Regions from separate parts of the Homo sapiens genome. Here region 1 is linked to region 2. A link is a loop called in an ENCODE intact Hi-C map of the cell type or tissue named here. Cell type or tissue: endothelial cell of umbilical vein. All regions are shown on one strand. Links, peaks and the distances in the headings refer to the core of each region. The heading gives the core; the rest is flanking DNA.

The links. Peaks named below come from ENCODE experiments on the same cell type or tissue, not always from the same donor. Only the 100,000 strongest peaks of a DNase experiment are listed, where the experiment ranks them.
Region 1: it touches region 2 in a loop (5-fold over the local background); 3 of 110 quality-filtered maps call a loop at or near these places.

What each region holds. Positions count from the first base shown.
Region 1 is chr15:48,384,107-48,402,109 of GRCh38, forward strand. No RefSeq gene overlaps it. Among named protein-coding and RNA genes, the nearest start is that of DUT-AS1, 61 kb to the left of the region's middle. In endothelial cell of umbilical vein, for the core only: no CTCF peak of the experiment used is centred there; DNase peaks (open chromatin) are centred at 8,425 and 9,755; H3K27ac peaks cover 1,587 bases.
Region 2 is chr15:48,449,184-48,455,219 of GRCh38, forward strand. FBN1 (fibrillin 1) reads right to left here. Exons shown (of 66, transcript NM_000138.5): 45 at 3,379-3,501. Among named protein-coding and RNA genes, the nearest start is that of DUT-AS1, 120 kb to the left of the region's middle. In endothelial cell of umbilical vein, for the core only: no CTCF peak of the experiment used is centred there; DNase peaks (open chromatin) are centred at 2,278 and 2,748; H3K27ac peaks cover 2,175 bases.

The DNA.
Region 1 (18,003 bases), core at 7,428-9,927, 59 kb before region 2:
AAAATTCTAGTGGGAAGTAAATTAATTATGAGTTCAAAATACCACAGGCTTTAAGAAACAGATAAATAGGAAACAAAGTCAATAGAAGTAAAATCTCAGAATGAAGAAACTGATAATGGTGTTGGTTCCTCTCCCTGAACAGAATATACATTGAGTGCTGTGTTCATATGAGGGACTGAACTTCAAGAGGTCCTCCGGAGGTGTTCAGAGGGAAGTAACTAGATGCAGAATAGTTAAGAATTCTTATGGTTTAGACTAGAGAAATCTGAGGACAAAATAGCCATTCATTCTCGAATATATGAATATTTGACTTGCTTTAAGGAACTGTGTGTTGTAATTTACAAAGAGACAGACTCTTTAAGAAAGAGTATTTTGCAGTCACACTGCATTAGTTGCCTTGGGGAGCTCTCCTTCTCAAAGGGTGGGGCTCCAAGCATGGGATGAACGTCCTCTGGCACAAAGAGGAAAAGAGGGAATTCAGGCATCATATGGCTCATTGGATTAGATGATCCTTAAAGATGCTTTTACTCTCAAATTTGATAGCTTGGTGGGATAGGTGCCCACAATTCCCATTTGGGTGATTGCCCCAGGACCTCCAAAACTACTGGCACTTGCTTGGACTTCCTCTCAGATCCTGGGGCCATACATTGCTAGGATCTGGCTACACAAATTAGAAGCTGATGACTCATATCCCAAAGGTGAAAAGATAGGGTGTGGTTCTGAGTCCTGAGTTGCTGTATTTTATCCAGAATTGAATTCACAAGGCGGCTTCGAGTCATTCCAAAGCTAATGTGGAAACACACAAGAAGCCGCACACCCTATTGTCTTCCTGCAGTGAAGTTGGGTTGAACTCATGCAAACCAAAGTTGATTTAAACAACAACAACAAAAATCAAATTCTTGTCAGGCAAAGTCTTTTGACGTTGTTTTATTCTTGAGTGAATATTTACAGCTGAGTTGGAAACTCTATCAAATAGGAATTAGAACTTTGCCAACTCCTGATGTACATCTTAGCCAGGGTATGCAGGGTATGCACGCAGCCTCTTCAGAGCTGCTCTGCTTCACTGACCAGGGGTTGACTGAGTTCTTCACTCTGTAACCATTTCCTGACATCCTCTGCATGGACACTCTTGCACAGACATTTTTTTTTTTTTAATCTAGGAGTTGCACTTTCTTGGTTACTATGGCTGCAAATTGTTTATACTGGATTCATAGTCAGGTTTTTATTTCCTTTTGTAATTTTTCCCGTGAACTAATAAGCCACAGTGGAGTTAAAAGTGCGAGTAAATGTGAACTCTACACAAAGCATTTTTATGTTCTATTGCCATTCCCTTCCTACCCTTAATCATTTAGAGCTGTTAACATAAAAAAAAATAAAAGTGTTCAGCCTCCTCTCTACTCCCCTCCTTTGCCCTCTCATTTCCCAAGCATCAGAGGGGAAGAACCACCACCCATTTCCCATCAGGACTGTTTGCAGAGTAACACATGTCCTCAATTACTGGGATCAGAAACTGAAGGCACCTTGGGTTGGTGATAGATGACTGGTTGGCCTCTGCTGGATATGCGTCATGGATGCCACAATAGGAATGGCTTAGCAGGGCAACAGTTTTCTCTCCTATGATTCACTTCAGCTTTTAGCCTGGGCCATCCACCCAGTACTCATTGGATATGGGCCCAGTTTCAGCTTATATGTGAACCACTCTATGAGAGAATGCAAGCTGAGAGCCCATCTTAGGGGAGAAAGATCTCAAACTGAATCAAGAGGGGGAAATGCTTAAGAGTTACCTTTCAGCCAGGTGCAGTGGCTCACGCCTGTAATCTCAGCAGTTTGGGAGGCCGAGGCAGGCAGATCACAAGTTCAGGAGACGGAGACCAGCCTGGCTAACATGGTGAAACCCCATCTCTACTAAAAATACAAAAAATTAGCTGGGCATGGCGGCACGTGCCTGTAGTCCCAGCTACTCGTGAGGCTGAGGCAGGAGAATCGCTTGAACCCGGGAGGCGGAGGTTGCAGTGAGCCGAGATTGGGCACTGCACTCCAGCCTGGGTGACAGAGCGAGACTCCACCTCAAAAAAAAAAAAAAAAAAAGTGACCTTTCATAATAGGAAGAGACAAGGCTCTAGATAAAACTGCCTGGGTTTGAAACTTGGATCTACCACTTGCCAGTTGCATGACTTTTCGCCAAGCCACATAATTTCTCAGCCACAGTTTTTTTCATCTGGGAAAAGGAAATTAAGAATGATAATCCCTAACTCATGGAGTTGTCATGAAGGTTCAAGCACACTGCATGGCATTGATTAAATGCTCAATAAGAGCTAACAATTATCCCAGTCAAGAACTTTTTCGTAGCAATGGACCAAACACTTCTCACAACAGCTTAAGCACAGAAAGGCAGTGATTGATTCATATGAGATATGGATGGTCCAGGGAGTCAAGAAGTGTCAATAAGACTCAGTCTCTGCTCCCCTTGGTTCTGCTGGTGTGGTAGCCAGCCTACCAGGTGACTGCCAATGATCCCTACCTTCTGACAATGTCACCCTTGTGAAGTTCCCTCCGGCAGTGCACCAGGGTGGGTCTATGTGACCAATATAGTATGAAAGAAAAAATAGTATGTTGCTTCCATGTTTAAGTTATAAAAGACACCATGGCTTCCATTTGGCCTCTATCTCTGTCTCTGTCTCCCTCCCATTATTCACGCTGGGGAAGCCAGGTGCTATGTTGTACTCAGCACTACAGAGAGGCCCATATGGTAATGAGCTGAAGTCTCCTGCCAATAGCCACATGAGGCCATTTTGGAAGTGGGTCCTCCAGCCCTAGTCAAGACTTCAAATGACTGAAGTCCCTGCTGACAACTTGACTGTAACCTCATGAGAGACCCTCAGTGAAAACTATCCAGCTAAGCCACTCCTGGGTGCTATCCAGCTAAGTCACACTTGACCCTCAGAAGTTGTGTGAGATAATACAGATAGCCTTAATTGACTATGGTTCTATTTAAATGATTTTTTCAGCCTTATAATGGTGTGAAAGCAATATGCATTCGGTATAACCATACATCAAGTACCTATACAACCATCCAATTTTTCACCTTCAGTACAGTATTCAACAAATTACATGAGATATTCAACAATTTGTTATAAAATAGTCTTTGTGTTAGATGATTTTGCCCAACTGTAGGCTAATGTAAGTGCTCTGAGCAAGTGTGAAATGGGTACCATTTCTATCTCTATTCTATGAGGAGTAGAGGATCAGAAAATTTAAGTAACTTTCCCAAAGTCACACAGCTAGTAAGTGATCAAGCTAGAATTTGAACCAAGACACTTTAGTTCTAAGGTCCATGGTCACAACCACACTGCTAAAACACCAATACTATGAAGTATCACAACCTGTTGAGTTTTGATTTCAGGTATTTTGTCCTCTTATGTCTCAGTTTTACTTTCTTTCTTTTTTGTTTTTTGAAAAGGAGTCTCACTCTGTAGCCCAGGCTGGAGTGCAGTGGTGCAATACTGGTTCATTGCAACCTCCACCTCCTGGGTTCAAGTGATTCTCCTACCTCAGCCTCCTGAGTAGCTGGGATTACAGGCACCTGACACCATGCCCGGCTAATTTTTGTATTGTTAGTAGAGACAGGGTTTCACTATGTTGGCCAGGCTGGTCTTGAACTCCTGACCTCAAGTGATCCGCCCACCTCGGTCTCCCAAAATGTCGGGATTACAGACATCAATTTTTCATTTATGGAGTATGTGTCTCTACTGAATTAGAAATGGAGATGGCTTGGCCTTAACTCTGAAGTACTGGACAGATGCAGTTAAATACCAGTGTGGGGGGAATGTATAAACACTTTCTAGTGATGTGCATCCAGAGTTCTACTGTAAGCACCTCCTGACTGACAGACCATTCACACAAAGGCACCCTCTCTTCCAACACTAAACACCAGTGATGGACAAGTGGACATTTAAAAAGTCATGGATCTTCTGAGTGAATATTCATGTAGAGAGGTACCTTTAATATAAGCCATTTAATATTGGCTATAACCCATTTACATTCCTATGTTTATATTTGTTCCAATCAATTGCACAACAACCTTCCTCATCTGGCCATATTAGTAGGAAATTTATTGTTTTCTTCTGAAGCCTTGGCTCCCAACTTAAATTGTACAGAAACCTGGTGACTTGTTCAGTGCAGATGGGTTAGTTTGGCTCCCAAGCTTTAGGCTGTTTGGGCAGTTAATGCCCTAGTGTGGTTTGCAGGGTGCCCTGCATGTTGTCTGCTGTGGCAATGGGCCCTCATGAGTCCTGCACTGGCTCTGAATTAACCTCACCTTCAGGCTTCAAGATGTAGGCTCTCTTCAGTTATATGCAGAAGGTTATTTATAGCCTCCCAAACATAAATACCACAGCAGGGTGGCTGGTCTTGGCTGAGCATGCAGGAGTCCAGCCCAGGCTACACTCCTGGAACCAGCTCTTCCTATAAACCCGTGGCCTTGTTCATTGATCCAGACTCCTGCTTCCTGCCTGTGAAGTTCTTCTCTGGGCCCCTTGATGTCCCGGGGAACTTCTGTTAGGACTGTCTCGATCCATCAGAGAGGCTTTCATTCTGTAGAACTGCACAAACACCCCAGCAGTTCTGAACCTGGAGTGTGTAACACACCCTTCTTCCTGGAGAGTGGCCAAGTCTGCATAACCTAGACCATCCAAGTGTTGTAGGGAAACATCGAGTATCATCTTTCCCAGGATGACTTTCTGCATCTTCCTAAACACAAAAGCTCTTGGCAAATTTTCTTTCTAAAAATGTATTGAAGTTATACTTGGCTGGACATCCTGCTAGAGAAATTTAACAACTTCCCAGTGTATTAGAATCTTGGGCATACTCTCAGATGGAGCCGGCCTTTCTAGCCCCATGTCTTTAATAAATCTACTTGATTAGAGAAGAGACAATTCCCTAAAGAGAGGGCACTACCATTCCCAGAAAAAGAGAGGGCTGTTGGGCAGACAGACCAAAGGTGACAAATACATTGAACAATGTGTCTGTGTCTGGCTAGCTTTGTGCTTGAGAAAGGGGAAGACACAAACTTTTTGATTCTAGCTGGTCCTATTCTTACTGCAATAAACTAGGTATTGTTCACCACTTATGACATTTTAGTAGAAAAATTAATTTTGAGCTAATGAAAATTTGAGACAAGTATATGAATTCAGAGGTAACAGGGAGATGGGGAGTAGTTACTAAGTAGATTGTTGTTATTGCCTCAGGATCTTGACACTCTATTCATTTTCTATGCCCCAATTCCATTGGGAATAAGAGGGTAGCAATTTTATCAGTTAAAAATACACAGGTAATTACATAGTGGGCAGTTTCATCTCAAAAATAAGAAGGCACCGAGCAAAGCACCAGGAAATACCAAAACTATTTGGATGATCAATGTTGAAAGGAAAGAACTCACCATTTCTTCTCTCCTCTCCTCTCCCCTGCCTTCTCCACCTCCTTTCTTTGAGTGAGCAACTTGCTACGGATTAAGAATCCTTGGCAAAAGCATGTCCCTTTTGAGGCAAGGGGAAATTAATATTTGGGGGTGAAAGAGAGAAGGATTGGGAGAGGTGTAAGCAAGAAGCCAGGTGCCGATGATTTCCCTGGAAACCTAAGACTTTCTAATTAAAACCTGGCAGCCCCACCGAACAGCTTGCACCATGTGGGAAAGAAAAGCCTGAAAGGTTGGGACAAGGAGGCCTGATGTAATTACATTCCACTGAGTGAGGATCCTTTCCTGTGGGTCAGTATTGTCCTGGGAATATCATATTCTGTTCCTAATAAATTTCAACAGGCAAAGACATGGACACATCACCTAAAAGAGGTCTTCAAATGATTATGGTTCCTAAAAGTCAGGAAATAGGTCTGATTTCCCATTAAAGTAGGTTTTTCTGTTCAGCAGGGTTCCCAGGTCGCTGTCATATAAAAGTTATTTGCTGACTCATCTTGAAATTGGAGAATTTTCAATTTTCCATTGTGCATAGTTCTGTCTCTTTCCAGAGTTTTCTTTTTAAATAATTTTGTGCAATATATGTGAACTATGTTTCCCTGTTTTATATCCTAACAAGAAATGTTACTTGTTCTTGATTCCGATAAAGATGGGAGAAACACGGTTTTTTCAGGACTTCTCAATTTAGTGTGTAAAAAAGCATAAGACATGGAAAATTAGTGGCCTCATATTTTGAGACAAACTATTGAAAAATGTGTCTTTTATTTAAGTCTTTCCACATTTTAGTAAGACTTTAAAAAATTATTGCACTTAAGAAGTTTTTTTTTTTTTTTTTTTTTCTTTTGGTCACTCCTTTGACGCTTATTTACATATATGGCCAAATAAACTAGCTTAAAAAAACAAACAAACCTTTGTTTGTTTGTTTGTTTCAGTAGGAAAGAACATGGCTTCCAGTAACTCTTCAGTTACTTTTAAACAAATACTATCTCTCCGTTCTGGTACAGGGTCCTACTCTTCCTGTCTTGAGTCCTGGCCCTGGCTAGGTGACTGCATCCTGAGATTTGGGGAATGGAAAGAATTTTGGAGACCCTCTATTTTGTATCACAACTAGTAAGGGGTTCCATCCACACCCTCGTCCCTCTCAATTAGGCCTCTGCTTGTACATTCAGGGGTGTCTCTATTTTGTGAGGCTTTTTCCTGGAGGAGATAAACTCATTTTCAAAGTTGGGCAGGGCAGAAAGACTGGATACATTCAAATTCATTTGTTAATTCATGCATTAATTTATTCCTTTGACAAATATTTAATGAGCACCCTTGTGCTAGGCAGGCTTTGTGTTGGCACTGAGGACAGAGATCAACAAAGCAGACGTGTTCTCTGCCTTCCTGGAGGTCCCAATAGGGGTGATAGACATTGACCAAGTAAGTGCAGGGACAACTAATTGCCAACTAATTGCACATTTTGCAATTATGATAAGTGGCATGAAGGACAAGTAGAAAGGATGATAGGGCTAATCATAGGGAGAGATAGCTTAGACTAGGGGGTCAGTTGGAACTATTAACTAACACTCTTTTCATTTTTCTCTTATCACCCAAAGAAAGCCGGGAGTATGAAAGTATGGGTTAGAATTCCTTAAAATAACTACTTATTAGAAAGGGCAAGAAGTATCATAAATGAAACAGTATTGATACAACCTAGAAGTCATTGATAAGGGAATAGTTAACTACTTTATAATATACATTATTCAGCAATATTATTTAGCCTTAAAACTAACTTAGAAAGGAGTTGTTATGGGTTTCAGAAAATTCTTATGCTCTAGCATTGAGAAAAATTGCAAATGCAGCGATTATCTCAAATATACTATATATATACATATGTCTAGCAAATATCTGAAAACCATATCAACATGTTTTCCATTTTTATTTGTATTATTAAGGATGTTACAAGTATGTAGCTAAAACATATTTTTCATGAATACATGTAAAGCAAACATCTGTGTAACCACAGCTAGATCAAGACATAGAACACTGCCACCATCCACAGGCCGCCCTTTCCTCCCTTTCCCCTTGAACAGCTTGTATCATAATTCTGTCTTCTCACCTAAAGGTAAACACTATCCTGATTTTTGTGATAATCATTTTATATATATATATATATATATATATATATATATATATATATATATATATATATACACATACACATACACACACACACACACATAACATTTTAATATACATATATTATGTATATATATATACAGTTTTATCACCTATATGTATTCATAAGTAATGTAAGTTAGTTTAGCTCAATTTCAAACTTAATATATATAGAATTATACTTTCCTTGTGTTTTAACTCAACCTTGTTTGTGGAATTCATCCTTGCCATTGTGTATAGCTGTGGTTAATTAATTTCATTGCTTTGGTGTCCCTAGGTATGAATGAATGTAACACAGTTTATTTATCCATTCTACTATGAGTGGATATTTGAGTAGTCTCCAGCTTGGGCCTTTTACAGATAGTATTGCTGCCAACCTTCTTGTCCATGCACATTGTACACAGTGCATTGAGCCTCTTTACTGTACAAAGCTCAAGTGGACTTGCTGGGTCATAGGAGGTGCTGGTTATTTTCGGTTTCTACCCTTCCGCCCTAATCCATTCTTTGCCTTTCTGTGCCTTGCTCTGTGTTTCTTTATGTACCATATTACTAGAGTACCTTGCCTTCAGCTTTTAGTTAGGTTTGGGCAATGGGAGGTAACAGTGTGAGTTTAGGGGGTGGGAAAAAGAGTTTGGAGCATTCTCTGATTTCCTCTTGGCCTTCCCACAGTTCTGGCAGTGGCCGCACCGCGTTTTCTCTTAGGTTCTAGCTCTTACAAGACTCTGGTAACATTCTTTCCTCCTCTTGTTGTTTCAGGCTTAACAGGCTTTCCCCACTTTCTGTCCCATTATTCTCATTGCCAGTGGCAAGGAGCCAAGAACCTTCTTGTCTCTGCAGCATAGAACAGAGACAGAGCCTCCTGCCCAGCCTTCCAGGAAGCCCGAGTTCTCATCTTAATTCCCATACCCTGTTTCTCTGGGTTCAGGCTAAGGTTACTTCTCTGTTCACTAAAGCTGCATTTATTTTCTGGGTTTTTCTCTGATCCACTTCCAGAGACTATGACTCCAAGAGCAAAGCAGTCTGTTCACGAAATAGATCATTCCCTCTCAGTGCCCAGATTCTGTTGACCTAATAATCAATCAGGCCTTCTCATCTCCTTTCTCTCTTCCGTCAACTTCTGCTTCCCACACAAACGGTCCTGGTACTCCTGTAGCTGCTCTTCGCCCTCTCCGGGGATGTTCGGGTCTCCTGTGGATCTAGACAGGCATTAGTGGTGAATGCAGGTTTGGCGTCAGAGTGCCTGGGCTCAAATCCCTGTCCTGCTATTTATTAGCTGTGAACCCTTGAAGAGGGTACCACTCAATTTCTAGTAGGGCTTCTTTCTAGTCTGTAAAATGGTGATAATGTAAGAATAAAATGAATTACTCATATAAACTTCTTAATTGTGTCTGGTACCTGGTACATTCTTAATAAATGTTAGCTATAATTGTGGTTATTATCTGATACTTATATAAAAACCCATCATGTCATAAAAGCCTTCTGTCATGAAAAAGATATATATATATATATATATATATTTAGGTTCATGTAGTAGTAAAGTGTTTACTCCTCGAAAAAGCCCAAAGGCAAGCAGATATATGAGAAAAAGCATTGTCATATAAACTGCTTTATATCATGATGACCAATCCTCTCTTCCAACACTTCTCAAACCCAAATCCTTTAGGGTCTAATTTGGAAGTGGAGAGGGCAGAGGTGCATGGAAACAGAAGCGGCGCTGGTGGGGTGCTGTGTTTCATGCCTAGGTTATGGTGCACGACAGACACCACACACTGGAAAGTAGAAGCTTACCAGAGGAGATGGCAATTACAAACGCCCTCAGGAATTCATAGAAACCAGGGGGAGAGTTTTACATTTCCACAGGCTGGTGGGGTTGGGGTAGGGGGTGATGATAGAATTCAAGCCCATCTTACTCTGATCTAAGGGGCAAAGACACCCCATCTGAGTTATTCAAGTAGAGCCCAGAATGGATCACTGGCACCATCTCCCCCAGTTGTTGACAGTTGAGCAAGGAGCCGGGCGTTCTCCCCTCCCCTCCTCCTGCTGTGCTCTGTCTTGGCCGCCTTCCTTATGGATAGGCCATATGGGCCGTTTTGGAGCCTGTGTTTGCTTTGGCTTGGTGGTTCGCAGCTTACTTCCTGTTAACATTCCTCCACCTCTCACCCCACATTATGGGTCTCTCTCTCAGAGCCACCTGCTCTTTCTGTTCTCTGTGCCCATAACCTCAGCTCTCTGATTTCTCCATTCATTGCTTGGCTCTTAACTGGGACTCAAATCTCACTTCTGTTTAAGTATTTTCCATGCCAGCTTCTTGTTTGGACCAGATAGTGTTTCACCATGATGGGCCTTTATTAGGAGACAAAGGGGTGATCGGGGTGGTACCGGAAAAGGCAAGTTCATGTATCCAAATGACTGTCAAGTGAGACCAGAAAAAGCCCTTCTTCCCATGAGTTTTTGTCCAAAAAGCATCAGACCTAGTATAGAGGCGATTATGGCCAAAAAGGCGAGCGCTGAGTTTGAGGCCAAAAAAAACAGCCTAGGAGTGGAGGGAGGCACAAAACTGGCACACGTGCCTGTAGATTCTCTCACATTTACCCTCCTGGGTCTCCTTAACCCAGGCCCTTGGCCTAGTAAGAGTGCCAGGCCAGGCCACAGTCCAAGGCCAACATGTGTACGAAACTACCACACCCCGCATGTGGCATGACTTGTTCTGGCTACTCACAAACGACTCGATGTTCATCTCCTCTAGTGGAGTTCAGATAAGGCCTTTCAGCTTGGCTGTCTCCATCTGGTTCTTCCCATTGAGCCCAGGTCCAGTGGCTCCACAGAGAAACACCTTAACCTGCCTCAAGAACCTCTTCCCTTGACTTCAACTCAGGTGGATGTCCCAGCCAAGAATGCTTTGGCAGGATGAAACCGTGCTGTGAAGAGCGTGTTCAGGGTGTGGGTTTAAGTCTCACTTCAACCAGGTCTTAGCTGTGTGACCTTGAGCAAGTCCCTTCACATCATTCTACCTGTTTCCTCTTTTGTGAGATGGAGCTAATTATGCAAAGAGGTGTGAGAATTCAAAAAGATCACCCACGAATAATAAGGTGGGACAATTCCCTGAAAAGCACACCAGGCCTACTGAGACAGGAAATAGGCTTGGTGTTGTGTATGGAGAGGTAGACCTTCTTTGCCATTTAGGGGATGAGATCCATAGCACAGTAGGAAGTATGGTGGGTAGCTGAGTCTGGAAAACAACTGTGTGTGTGAATGCAGAGGACTGCATATAAAGTGCCAGAGCTGTGCCTGGCACTTGTTGTTTGCCAGCCAAGGGTCCCTGAGTTGAGAACACACACACCAAGGACAGTGGAGAAGAGCAGATGCCATCCTTACATGTGCAGTGTTTTTGGCCTTGCTCCCATTCTGAAAGTGCCTGTCTGAAGGGATCTGGCTCCTGGAATGGGCAGGGGTTTTTGTCATCTGTTTCGCTGGGAGGAAGTCCACAGTCAGGGATTTTGTAGAATCTTAATGGTGACCGCCAGGCAGTGGCAACTATAGCCAAAAACAATGAGGCTCCTTGGTACACTAAGGAAGGCTTCGGGTTTAATGCCTTAGGGCAATACTCATCTGGACCGACTTTTTAGACTGAAGAAGCCTTCCTGGGGTCTTGGGGTTTTTACATAGACATAACAGGGGTGCCAAGGCATTTAGTGTACACATTTGAAAGATTGTGACTGCATTTTTATCCCAAGCTTATGAAGCAGCTACATTTGTGAAGTGGTTAGCAGGCTGCCTGGCATATTTTAAGGGTTTCATAAATGATGCTCATTATTATTAAGCACGCGTGTCACAGCAGCCAGAGCACTGAGCAGCGCTCCTTGGCAGCTGCAGCTCCCCAAGGGGAGGGCGGTGCCTTACAAGTTGGGAGAAGACAGTGGAATCATTAAGCAGCTGACACATACCCAGTCACTCCAAGGAATCTCCCATCCCTGTTCAGAAGTCTGACCCAATTTGCTCAGCTTTTCTCCTGAGACTCTCTTGTTCCAGCCACAAATCTGAGCTGGGAGCACCCTTCCTCTTAGCCACCTGTGACTGGGAGGCAGCGGGGGTGGCCCAGAGCTCACCCTAGTTGGGAGACTTGAGCAGTAGCTCCTCTCCTCCAGCATTCCCTGGTGGGGGTGTGGAAGGCTGTGAGTAAGGGAAGAGAGAGGGTGTGGGGCACCTCACATGGTCAGGGAGGGCTCCCCTCCCTTGGAACTCACAGCAGCCAGGTCATGGGCTCACTGGGGTTGTTTATCATCCTCAGTCTTGGGGAGAACAGGCTCACATGACAGCGCTTTGCAAATCGGTAAGTTTTTTTCCAAACATACAAAAACCTAGGCCTGGGGTTTAGGACTTCTAGAACTTCAGAGCACACGGTCCTGTGTCATGACTCTCAAACGGGGACACACATCACTTAAGTCAAGTGGAGGTGGAGCTGTCACGTTAGTCACTGCAGTTTGCAAGGCTTGGGTGCCAGATTCTTGTCAGATACCTCTCTGTATCCCTATGGAAACCAGAAGAATGGAGAGTGACTTGTGATGGGCTGTCCCAGGCATTGAGTCTCACAGAATCAGAGAGCTGGGAGCACAGGGGGTATGGGAGTGGGAACAGAGGAGGGAGATGGGGGGCAGGCAGATGTGGGAGGTCACCCAGGACAGCTTTCAGGCAGAGCAGTATCATCTGCCTTTTACAGATGTGGCAACTGAGGCAAAAAAAGACTCACTGGCTTCCCAGACCCACCACGACCCACTGCCTCTTCCTGCTGCCGCGCCAGATATCCTCCTTTTTTCATGAAAGCAACTGAGTTCATGGTGTTCCTGTGAACTTAGCAATTGTAGAATGTGGTTTTGCCTGGTGGCTGGAAAAGATCAGGAACCTATATAAGAAGTAAACCCTTTTCAACTTGTACAAGTCCAGAAGGATAAAGGGAGGTACAATCTAATGTGGCAGGAAGAGGCGTTGGGCCCATGGTGGGTCAGGGCGAGTGATTTCTGTGGGGGTCCAGAAAGGTTCCTGGCAAGAATAAGGAAACCAAGCGAGGTTCCCCAGCTGCAGAGGCTAATGTGCTCTCCACCTCAGCCTGTCCTATGCACCACCAGCTCATACTCCCTTCACCTTCTTTTTTTGTTTGTTTTTATTTAAAAAAAAAACAACTGTTGGTGGGACTGTAAACTAGTTCAACCATTGTGGAAGTCAGTGTGGCGATTCCTCAGGGATCTAGAACTAGAAATACCATTTGACCCAGCCATCTCATTACTGGGCATATACCCAAAGGACTATAAATCATGCTGCTATAAAGACACATGCACACGTATGTTTATTGCGGCACTATTCACAATAGCAAAGACTTGGAACCAACCCAAATGTCCAACAATGATAGACTGGATTAAGAAAATGTGGCACATATACACCATGGAATACTATGCAGCCATAAAAAATGATGAGTTCATGTCCTTTGTAGGGACATGGATGAAATTGGAAATCATCATTCTCAGTAAACTATCGCAAGAACAAAAACCAAACACTGCATATTCTCACTCATAGGTGGGAATTGAACAATGAGAACACATGGACACAGGAAGGGGAACATCACACTCTGGGGACTGTTGTGGGGTGGGGGGAGGGGGGAGGGATAGCTTTAGGAGATATACCTAATGCTAAATGATGAGTTAATGGGTGCAGCACACCAGCATGGCACATGTATACATATGTAACTAACCTGCACATTGTGCACATGTACCCTAAAACTTAAAGTATAATAAAATAAAATAAAACAAAGTTTTTAAACATGCTCTTTAACTTTTAGTTTTCCTTGATCACTATAACTCCATCTCCTCAGTGTTCATTTTTAGGGGACTAGGTAAAGGTGGAAAAACTAAGACCAGGAGAGAAGTGACTTTCCCCAGGCCACTGGGCAGTAGAGCAGGGGCAGGCCCTCTTAACTCATGCATTGCTTCCTTCCACTTTCTGAGCCACCACATTGTGAGATGCCGCCCTGTGTGGACTCGCACAGGATTTCATTCTTTCCACAAAGGATTGAGACAGACACAGCCCCTGCACTCATGCCTGAATGTGCAATGGGATAGGTGGGCATTGGCCAAGTGACTGTAAATGAGCAATGCAAAAGAGAGTTCAGAGACTTTCTGAATTGTTCCACCACCCCAGTCTCTGGGCTTCCCAGACATATCCTGTGCACTCCTGCTGGATTACTCCTCCGAATGTTCCCAAAGCTGCCCGCTGTATTCCAAATTACTCTAGACAGGCATTCTGGCCCCTCTACGACCACACCTCCTAACCTACTTCCTTTACACACGGTGCCTGCCAGCTGGCCTGTGGCCCACTGCACTGCCCTTACTCGGGATATCCTCTCTCTGAAAAAGCCCAGCCTGGCTGTCTGATCTCCAAGAAGCTTTCCCCAACACCTCTGATGGCAAGGATCTTTCAGCACCTCCATTACATACCCCCCATACTAAATTTTAGGAATTCGTTTTGTGGAAAATACATGTAATGCGATTCAAGAAATTTACAACTCCCTTCAGGTAATGAAAAGCCCAATAGTAGACAAAATGAAACTGGAAGACCTTGAACTAGCCATCTCTCAGCACATTTTTTCTTTTTTTTTTTTTTTTTTTGAGACAGGGTCTTCCTCCATCCCCCCGGCTGGAGTGTAGTGCTGTGATCATAGTTCACTGCAGGCTCAAACTCATGGGCTCAAGCAATCCTCCTACCTCACCCATCCAAATAAGTGGGACTACAGGCCTGCACCACAACATTTAGCTATTTTTTAATTTTTTTGTAGAGATGGGGGGTCTCACTATGTCGCCCAGGCTGGTCTCAAGCTCCTGGCTTCAAGTGATCCTCCTGCCTCAGCCTCCCAAAGTGCTAGGATTCCAGGCATGAGCCACTTGCGCCTGGCCACTCTCAGCACATTTTTCTAAAGCCCACTCTTACCCATAGACCACTCACAACACATCTTTTCTGAGCAACTGTCAAGTTCTGGGTATTGAATAACAGAATACAACATACAAAACAGGGTCCCCAGCCTCCGTGATCTTACATTTTGAGAAATCCCTGGAAAGGCTGCAGTCTACATCAGCTGAAAAGCATTTACTAAGCTCCATTTTTTTTTTTTTTAGAGTGCTGCCCTCCCCTAGGAGCTCAACCGGTGATATATATCATTGCATGTGATACGTCTCATAATATATCTCACAGCACCACTGTGAGACATCCTTACCTTCCCAATTCTGCATGTTTACTCTGGTTCTTCTCAGCCAGAAATGTCTTCTTCATATCCACTTTTCAGCACCCTAATCGGGTTTCCTTCTTTGTGCTCCAACCTTATGATCTCTGAATCCTTTGATCTTCTTTCCGGACTTGTAATTTGGCACCATACAGTTTAGCTGTTCCTCCTACATGATTCAGAAGCAGTGAGGTTTGGTGGCCTTGGAGTCTGTGGCAGAGAAAGCTAGGATATTTGCTCTCCTTCCATTAGGTTAGGTTGTTTCTGGGAAACAGCTATCTGGCCACTTCATTTCTCAACCCCTCTGTATCTTATTGGGGCCATGTAACTAATTATGGACCATGAAATAAAAGTGATTTATCTCATTTTGGGGTAAGAGTTGTTGCAGTATCTAATGTGCCATCATCATTCAGTCTTCCTCTTCTTTGATGACCTGAATGCCACCTGTTGGAAATAGCAGAGCTTCAAGATGGAAAGGACTGGATTCCTGAGTCACCACTTGGAGAATCACCTCCCAGAAGAGCCCAGCCAGCCAGGAACACCTGCAGAGGATATTGGGCAACAAATACACTTGTATCAGGTCAAGCCACTGGAGGTTTTCTTGACCAAAACAAAGTTAGATAAGTTTAGGATTGAGTCCCATCTCTGCCACTTGACAGCCCTGTCATGTTGGGAAGATTACTCACCCTTCCTGAGCCTCATATTCTCCTTCAATAAGAAGAGCTCAGTGATACCCAACCTTGCAGGATGGTCGTGAGGAGTAAATAAGATATTTCTGAACTACTTGAAACATTGTAGAAACCCAATAATTTGTATATCTTTATGTGTTTGTGAGGGTGTATGTGCATCCACATAGTGAGTGGCTTCATATGTGGTACTCTTGCTGCTGAATTGTAAATAAGTGGTTTAATGTTGTAAACCTGTATTCTTTCTAAAGCCTAGCACAGTGCAAAGCAAATGGAAGATCTCAGTTAATATTTACTAAGAAGCAAAAAAAATTGGCTTAAAATATAAGGAAAACTAATTTGCTGTGCTACCTCCTTATAATATCCCCCTGTGCAATGGGAGGAGTTTACAGCCCTCTCCCGCTGGGGCAGTGCTTCCCTTGGCTTCCCACTGATCCTGTCTTCTAAAGTGGATTTCTGTGTATACTTGCTGCTCAGTATGTGAGTAAATGGGTGTATTTATTTGGATAAAAGTGCTTTTGTGGTTTGTGACAAAGGAGTAGAAGCCAGACAGGGAAGGGAGGGGGCAGATTATTGAATTCTTTGGAAATAGATGGTGAGGAAACCATGCTAGAAGGGACCTTGTTTTATATTTTTGCAAGCGAGCTGTAGACACGAGCTGTGTGATGAAATCTCTGAGTTGAAAGATATCATTAAGCATTCCTGCCCAGTATAAAATATCAAATTGATGATGATCAACCATCTCATCAGATTGGTATGTTGAGATTTTGGTAATCATGTCAATGTGTTTTTAAAAAGAGGACACATATTTGAAGAATAAGAGCAATGAAGGAATAATGGATTATCTGAGGTCATCTTAAGCCAGCACAGTTTAGTTTATCTTTTAAAAACAAATCAGACTTGTCCTCCACTATTGAAGAAGCAGTTGAAGCTCCTTTTACGCCTGTTCATTTTGATATGCCCTTTGCATGTTAATCCCCTGACAAAAGCTCTCTAAAAAAGCAAAGTAACACCAATAAGTATTCTGATTATGCTAGATAGAGAATAAATGCCCAACCAAGGGAAAGCAAAATGTTTTTGCTTCAAGGACCATTCAAAAAGTTTTTTTTAAGGTGGCTCAGGCTTGTAATCCCAGCACTTTGGGAGGCCAAGGCGGGCGGGTCTCTAGGTCAGAAGATCGAGACCATCCTGGCTAACATGGTGAAACCCCGTCTCTACTAAAAAAATACAAAAAATTAGCCGGGCGTGGTGGTGGGCACCTGTAGTCCCAGCTACTCAGGAGGCTGAGGCAGGAGAATGGCGTGAACTGGGAGGCGGAGCTTGCGGTGAGCCGAGATCTTGCCGCTGCACTCCAGCCTGGGCAACAGAGCCAGACTCAGTCTCAAAAAAAAAAAAAGTATAAACTTCATTTTAAAAGAGTATAGACTGGGCATGGTGGCTCACACCTATGATCCCAACACTTTGGGAGGCCGATGTGGGAGGCCAGGAGTTCAAGACCAGCCTGGCCAACACAGTGAGACTTCATCTCTACAAAAAAATAAAAAAAATTAGCCAGGCGTAATGTTGCACACCTGTAGTCATAGCTACTCAGGAGGCTGAGGCAGGAGGATTGATTGAGACCAGAAGTTCAAGGCTGTGGTGAGCTATGATCACACCACTGTACTCCAGCGTGGGTGACACAGCAAGACCTTGTCTCAAAAATAAAAAAAAAAGAGGATGTACGGTATACACACATACATGCATGCACACATACACCATCAAGAAATGCAGCATCCATAATTGCAGTGAAGCATGCTAAATATTATTTCTCTTTCATAGAAAGAGTTTCATTCAGGAGGAGCTGAAATTTCAGAAACAACATATGCACAATTAGCACACATGGCAGTGTCTTCTTAAAATTCGGGGTCTTTGAACACATTTTATGTATAATAAGAACCAGTGGTATGGAGAGGAGGCAGGCTGGGGGGATTGAAATTGGATTGAATGCAAAGAGAAGTGCAAATCAATCACAGAGCAAGGACAACAGCCAAGAGCCATTCCACTAGCATCTCACTCCTGGAAGTGTGGTCCACAGGCCACACCCAGGACCTGGGCTAAGGCAAGGTAAGTGGGGCACTCTTCCAGAACAACCTCAGCACCTATAATAAATAATATTTTATGCAATATTTTAAAAATTCAAACTGCAAACTGTAACTGTGGTCTGGTGGCCTGTTTTTGTAAACAGAGTTCTATTGGAGCAGTATGAGCATCCCATGGGTGTTTGTTAGAAATGCAGAATCTTGGGCCCTATACCAGCCCTTCAGACTCAAAATTTGCATTTTAATAACATTCGCAACTGGTGTGTGTGCACATTAAAGTCTGGGAAACACTGCTCCAGCAGACTTTAAGGCAGGCTAGACTGACGTATGGTTGCTCTAGGCAGGACA
Region 2 (6,036 bases), core at 1,145-3,644:
CTGTTTGATTATCGGCCTACGCAGCACCACAGACTGTGGAATTAATTGAAGTATTTTGTCTAGTTAAGATTTGGTGCCTTAAGTCATGGATAGTTCATGGCTTCCTTTGTAAATTTATATCAAAGTCAAATCCTATGACTAAGATTAAGTTTTTCTTGATGGACAACCTACATGGCTGCTTGTTCAAGTTGCATCTCTTTGTTTTGTCTTATGCCTGTAACTTTTTGTTCCATCTTCACCAAGTATTCACGTCTACACAGGGCTCCTTTTAGCATGTGACAACCTGAACACTGTCTCTTTCTTTTTACTCTCATCCATTCAAAAGGAAGCCCTCTCATCTTGCTTCTGCCAGTCTTTAAGTTCTAAATTATATTTATCATCAACTGAATCTTTGTTGCTTTCCTGAAATCTGATTATCTGAGGGGCAGAATTTAATGCATGAATTCACATATGACATAATTATATGCCAACTTACGTCTCTAATTTTTTAAAGCTCTATGTTTAGAGTAAATGTACTTTGAAGAGCACTGTGCCATTCTGATTTTCCTACTGTCACAGAAGAAAGCAAATGGAGTGTCATCTTTGCTGCAGATGCTGTAGGGCAGATGGCATTTCGCTCTTAGTTAAATAATCCAGACTTGCCGTTTGCCTGCAATGTCTACTCAGAACACAGTAATCATGAATGGACACTTTTTGCTGCACACAGCAACCCTCCCTGTGCCAGAATCATGGACATCTCCTCCATTTCATGTGTCCGGGATGCCACTGTTATGGTTATCTCCTATTTAGTAGATGAATCATCATACCATTTAGAAGTTCCAAGTGAAGTGGAGTATATCATTATGAGGGGAAATTGAAATAGAGCAGCTTAGGAACTACTACTAGCCTATGCAGAAATGCTATTTAACAAATTATGATTATTCCCTTTTGAGAAAATGAATTTAAAGTGAGCCAACTGCTTCCCAGTATAGGCAGAGGAGACTGATTTCCGATCTTGAGGAAGGGTGTCTCAGGTCCTACCATAGTTGGCCCAAAACTTTGGCACCTTCAGGTAGGACTGGACCTGGAGGTATGCAGGGGACGAGGTCTGTCTCATATCTGAGTTCCACAAGGAAATGGAGAGCCTTAAGGATCTTATTAGAAAGGGATCCCCAATTAGGAATTTCCTTTCATCTACTGCCCTATTTCATGATGGTTTAAATAAATGAAAAATGAAACATGGGGAGTACTTTGGAGTTCTACTGGTAAAACTAGAGCAGAAATCTAGGTTTCCACAAGCACCAGAATTTGAACTCTTAGATGATCATATTTGAGGTTGGGATAGGAGGTCTGAACAGGCTACTGTGGAAAGAAACCCAAATAGTCAACAGAGAAAGAGAGGAAACCACAAGGAAGTAGCTGGGAAGAAACTGTTCCTTGTCTTTTGTGGGGCAAGACATTTCAGAAGGGGGTTGCATTTGTTCTAACTATCCAGCTTCTGCTGTCAGACTAGCATCCTGAGCTCAGATATCTAATTATTCTCTCAGCTCTCTCAGCAATAATGTGGGTGCTATGGCCAGGTGTGATTTGGGATTTGAAATAATGTGCTTATGAATTCAAATAAGGATCTCATGATGGAGAGAAAGTTTTAGTTATTTTCATTTTAAACAGATGCACAAAGGAGTACTTTGCAGCATGCCTGAAAAAAAAAATGCCAAGTATAGAATAGCATTTAAAGATATTTTAAAAGTAAGACATAAATAAAGACATTTCTAGAATGAGGTCTTCAACCCAACAGGCTGAATGGTTGCAAAACTCAAGTTAATTCCCTTTCTTCTGAGGATTTCAATGAATAAAGGAAATCAAGCTTTTGGCTGCAAATGATGCTCACTCACAACACTTATGGCTGGCTGCATTTTATGTATGATAGTCTCCTACAAGAAAACAGTAAATGACTTAAGCTCCAGCAGGCTATGGCTGAATGTCTTATCTTGATCTATAAATAGCTCTGTCCCACTTCTTACCTGAGTGTGAAATGGTGTGAAATGACTCATTCTATATTATCAGCAATTCTTTATTTTGACTGGAATTATTTCATCCAGTTCTAAAGAAATATAAATTATGAGCAAAATGCAGGGAAGTGGTATCAATGCCAAGTTTCTCTAGGGTATTGTGGTTCATATCAGAGACGTCCCTGCTTTTCCTGTCCTGTATTTTTAATACATGGATAGCAACAGCTCTGTTGACAAAATGCTAAATACTTACACATTTTCCTTTAAACTCAACAAAACAAGTCTTGATTCTCAATGCGATTTTTTTGTTTGGCAATTACACCCTCTTCCCACCAAGGTCTCATAAAACAATGCAAAATACCCTAAAGAGAACAGTGCACTTCCTACCACTTAATCACTGGTAGGCAAGGAAATCCAAGGAAAATCTGACCACGTTCCCCTGTGTTGTTTCATTCACAAATGCATAAAATATCCAGGAAACCCCCCGTGAAATGAACCGTGAGCAAAATAACACATTCTTCCTGACTAATATACAATGATTTGCTTTGCTAAATATACAGTGATTTTTGCTAAATATACAGATTCAGAATTACTTAAAAACTTACAAGAAAATCATTCTGAGATATTATTTTGTTTCTGGGCTGAAACAGCAGTCTTTTAAATTTTCACACCACTGGCTACAAGATACCATCAGATACTGAATAACTTCACCGTACACTGAAGTTGATAACATGCCAACGTGCTTCCTATTTCTATCACATCCCTGACAAAAGTGAACACCAAAAAAATCTAATCTCTAGGGGTCATGGGAATAAATAGCTAATAAAGGCTGTTGATGTTTGCTGCCTTCAGTGAGTGACCCTTTCCCTGTAAGATGACTGGGAAGAAAAGCGATGGCTTTGTTTGTTCTGTTTCTGCAGATTAATCTGACCCAGCTCAGGAGAGCTTCACTGTCTAGATTTGGGGTATGCAGCCAAGATGGTGAAAACCTCACCTTTCTGAGAGGGATTCTGTGGAAGGAAAAAAATCATTTGGTCCTAAATGTTGCTTAGGGGAATGTGTGTATGCATAATTGTGTGTGTGTGTAATGTGTGGGGGTGAGTGTTTGCAGGCAGGGCAGCAGACAGGCAAATACGAAATCTATGTATGCGAATGATTTACTTCTTGTTTTGAAAATATCTCATCCAGAAAGAGGATTAAAAAGCTAAGTGTTTAGATATTTTGACAATATCCCTTTTTCCAATTTAGTTTAATATTAGAGTTCATCAATCTAAATCTTAACTCATATATTCTTCAGCTTAACTATCTGAAAATAAATCCAGATATCTGAAGCTTCATGAAGACAAACTCTTGGGTAGGCATGTCCAGCCTGTGGGGCACTACATACCATTGCACTGTCCTGTGGAGGTGAAGCGGTAGCCGGGCTTACAGTCACAGCGGTAGCTGCCTGCAGTGTTGATGCATTCGGCGTTGCGCTGGCACACTGGGCCGTTCTGACACTCGTCAATATCTACGAGCAGAAGAGAACTGAATTTGAAGGAGAACAGAATCTGGTGTCCAGTCAACAAAGCCTCTCACATGAAAACAAATTTATATTTTATTTTGATCTGTTCTATTGAAAAGACAACATAGATGTGTACAGCAGCTTTATTTATTGCCAGAATTTGGAAGCAACCAAGATGTCCTTCGATAGGTGAATTAACAAATAAACTGTGGTACATTCAGACAATGGAATGTTACTTAGCACTAAAAAGAAATGAGCTATCAAGCCATGAAAAGACATGGAAGAAAATTAAATATGGCCAGGTGCGGTTGCTCACACCTGTAATCCTAGCACTTTGGGAAGCTAAGGCGGGCGGATCACCTGAGGTCAGGAGTTTGAGACCAGCCTGACCAACATGGTGAAACCCCGTCTCTACTAAAAATACAAAGTTAGCTGGGCATGGTGGCGGGCACCTGCAATCCCAGCTACTTGGGAAGCTGGGGCAGGAGAACCGTTTGAGCCTGGGAGATGGAGGTAGCAGCGAGCCAAGATCATGCCATTGCATTCCAGCCTGGGCAACAAGTGCAAAACTCCAAGTCCAAAACAAACAAACAAACAAACAAAAAATAAAACAAACAAAAAAAAAACACACACAAAAAAAAAGGAAAAAAAAAGGAAAAAGAAAAAGAAGAAAAAAGAAAATTAAATGTATATTACTAAGCGAATCAGAAGCCAATCTGGAAAGGCGACATAATGTATGATTCCAACCATATAACATTCTGGAAAAGGCAAAACTCTGGAGACAGTAAAAAATCAGTGGTTGCCAGGGGTTAGGGGAGATTAGGGGATACACAGGCAAAGCACAGAGAATTTTTAGGGCAATGAGATTATTCTATGAATAGTTATGGAATGGTGGATACATGTCATTATAAATTTTTCCAAACCCATAGAATGTACAACACCAAGAGCGAGCTCTAATGTAAATCATCAGAGTGGACTCTGAGTGATAATGATGTCAACGGAGATTCAATTGTAACAAATGCACCACTCTGATGGAGGATGCTGATGATGGGGGAGGCTGTGCATGTGTAGGGGTAGGGAATATATGATAAATCTTTGTGCCTTCTTCTCAATATCGCTGTGGACCTAAAACTGCACTAGAAAATAAAGTCTATTAAAAAAAAAAGAAAGAAAGAAAGGAAGACCGAAAGTCCATTATCTAAACTTTCCCACTTAGTAATATTTATAAATGCAAGGCTTGATTTATGACCACATATGGACTCTAATGATGCTCACATCTAAAAAAAAGTCATGAAACTTGGCTGCTAGGGCCAGCACTTGACATGGGTATAGATTAATATCCTAGGAAGCCTTGTATTTACTCAAAGATCTGGATTTTATGATTCAATAAGGTTGCTATTGTCTGAAAGGCTGCAAGAGCAGAATGTCTCAAATCTTAAAGTCCACATGAATCACTTGGGATCTTGCTAAAATGCAGATTCTGACTTGGCATGTCTGGAAAATGGCCTGAGAGTCTGAATTTCTAATAAGTTCCCAGCTGATGCAGGTGCTCCTGGTCTGTAGAGAGTGCTTTGAGGTACAGGGCTGTAAAGACACCTGCTCAAATTACTACCACAAGGCAATCAAATCAAGAAAACCTAACATGGGAGTTATCATAAAACTACTGAAAACAAACCAACTCTCATTAAAACAGAAAAGATTTTGGATAATGGATATTGTGTGTTCCAGAGTTTTGACTTTGCTTAGGGGGTTGTCTGTCTACAAAACAAAACAACAACAACAAACAACAACAACAAAAAACAGATACTAATATAGTTCAAATTCATGGCATCACAAAAGTTACTACATGTCCATGCTATATCATGGGGCAAAATACATGTTTCCCTCTTCCCTGCTCCAGTGGAACAATCTAATTTACAGACTAAGTCCAATAAAGGGGATGGCCTATAACACAGGTGAAGGTTGGCCCTTAGTACCAGTTCTGGGCTTTTACACAGAAGTTGGCTCGACCAAAGAAGTTCCTACAAGGGGGTGGCAAATACATCAGCCGATGCCTCTTGGGCGTGATTCTGTGGTGGAAAACCCTCAGGACTGTCAGTCAGTCAGTGGGGGTTCCTGTCTAAGGCAGGTGGATTGTGCCTCTCTGGGCAACAGACACAGGAGCAGGAGTGTGTCTGCCTTGGGTTACAAGGGACCCAGCACCACCTCACTCACCAGGTCTGCCCTGCTTTGTATTCAGGATGTATAGAAACACAGGGGGCAGATTGCGCCACTGGAGAAACTGAGTAGTGTCACAGAGAAGCACTTCTATGATGTGGCATCTGATAATGTGGCTACTTGGCAAGAGCAGAGGCGTGGAAGCTCCCTAAATCACCTCTACAATCCATTCCAATTTCAGCATTGCTGAGGCATGTATGCACTCAACCTTCATTTTCCTATTCTAAGAGCTAAGAGTATGCTAGGAAGCAGCTGACCCTGGATTAAACATTCACCCTGAAGACGGATATTCTGTGAAATGGAAATCAGAAGTTGGAGCACTTA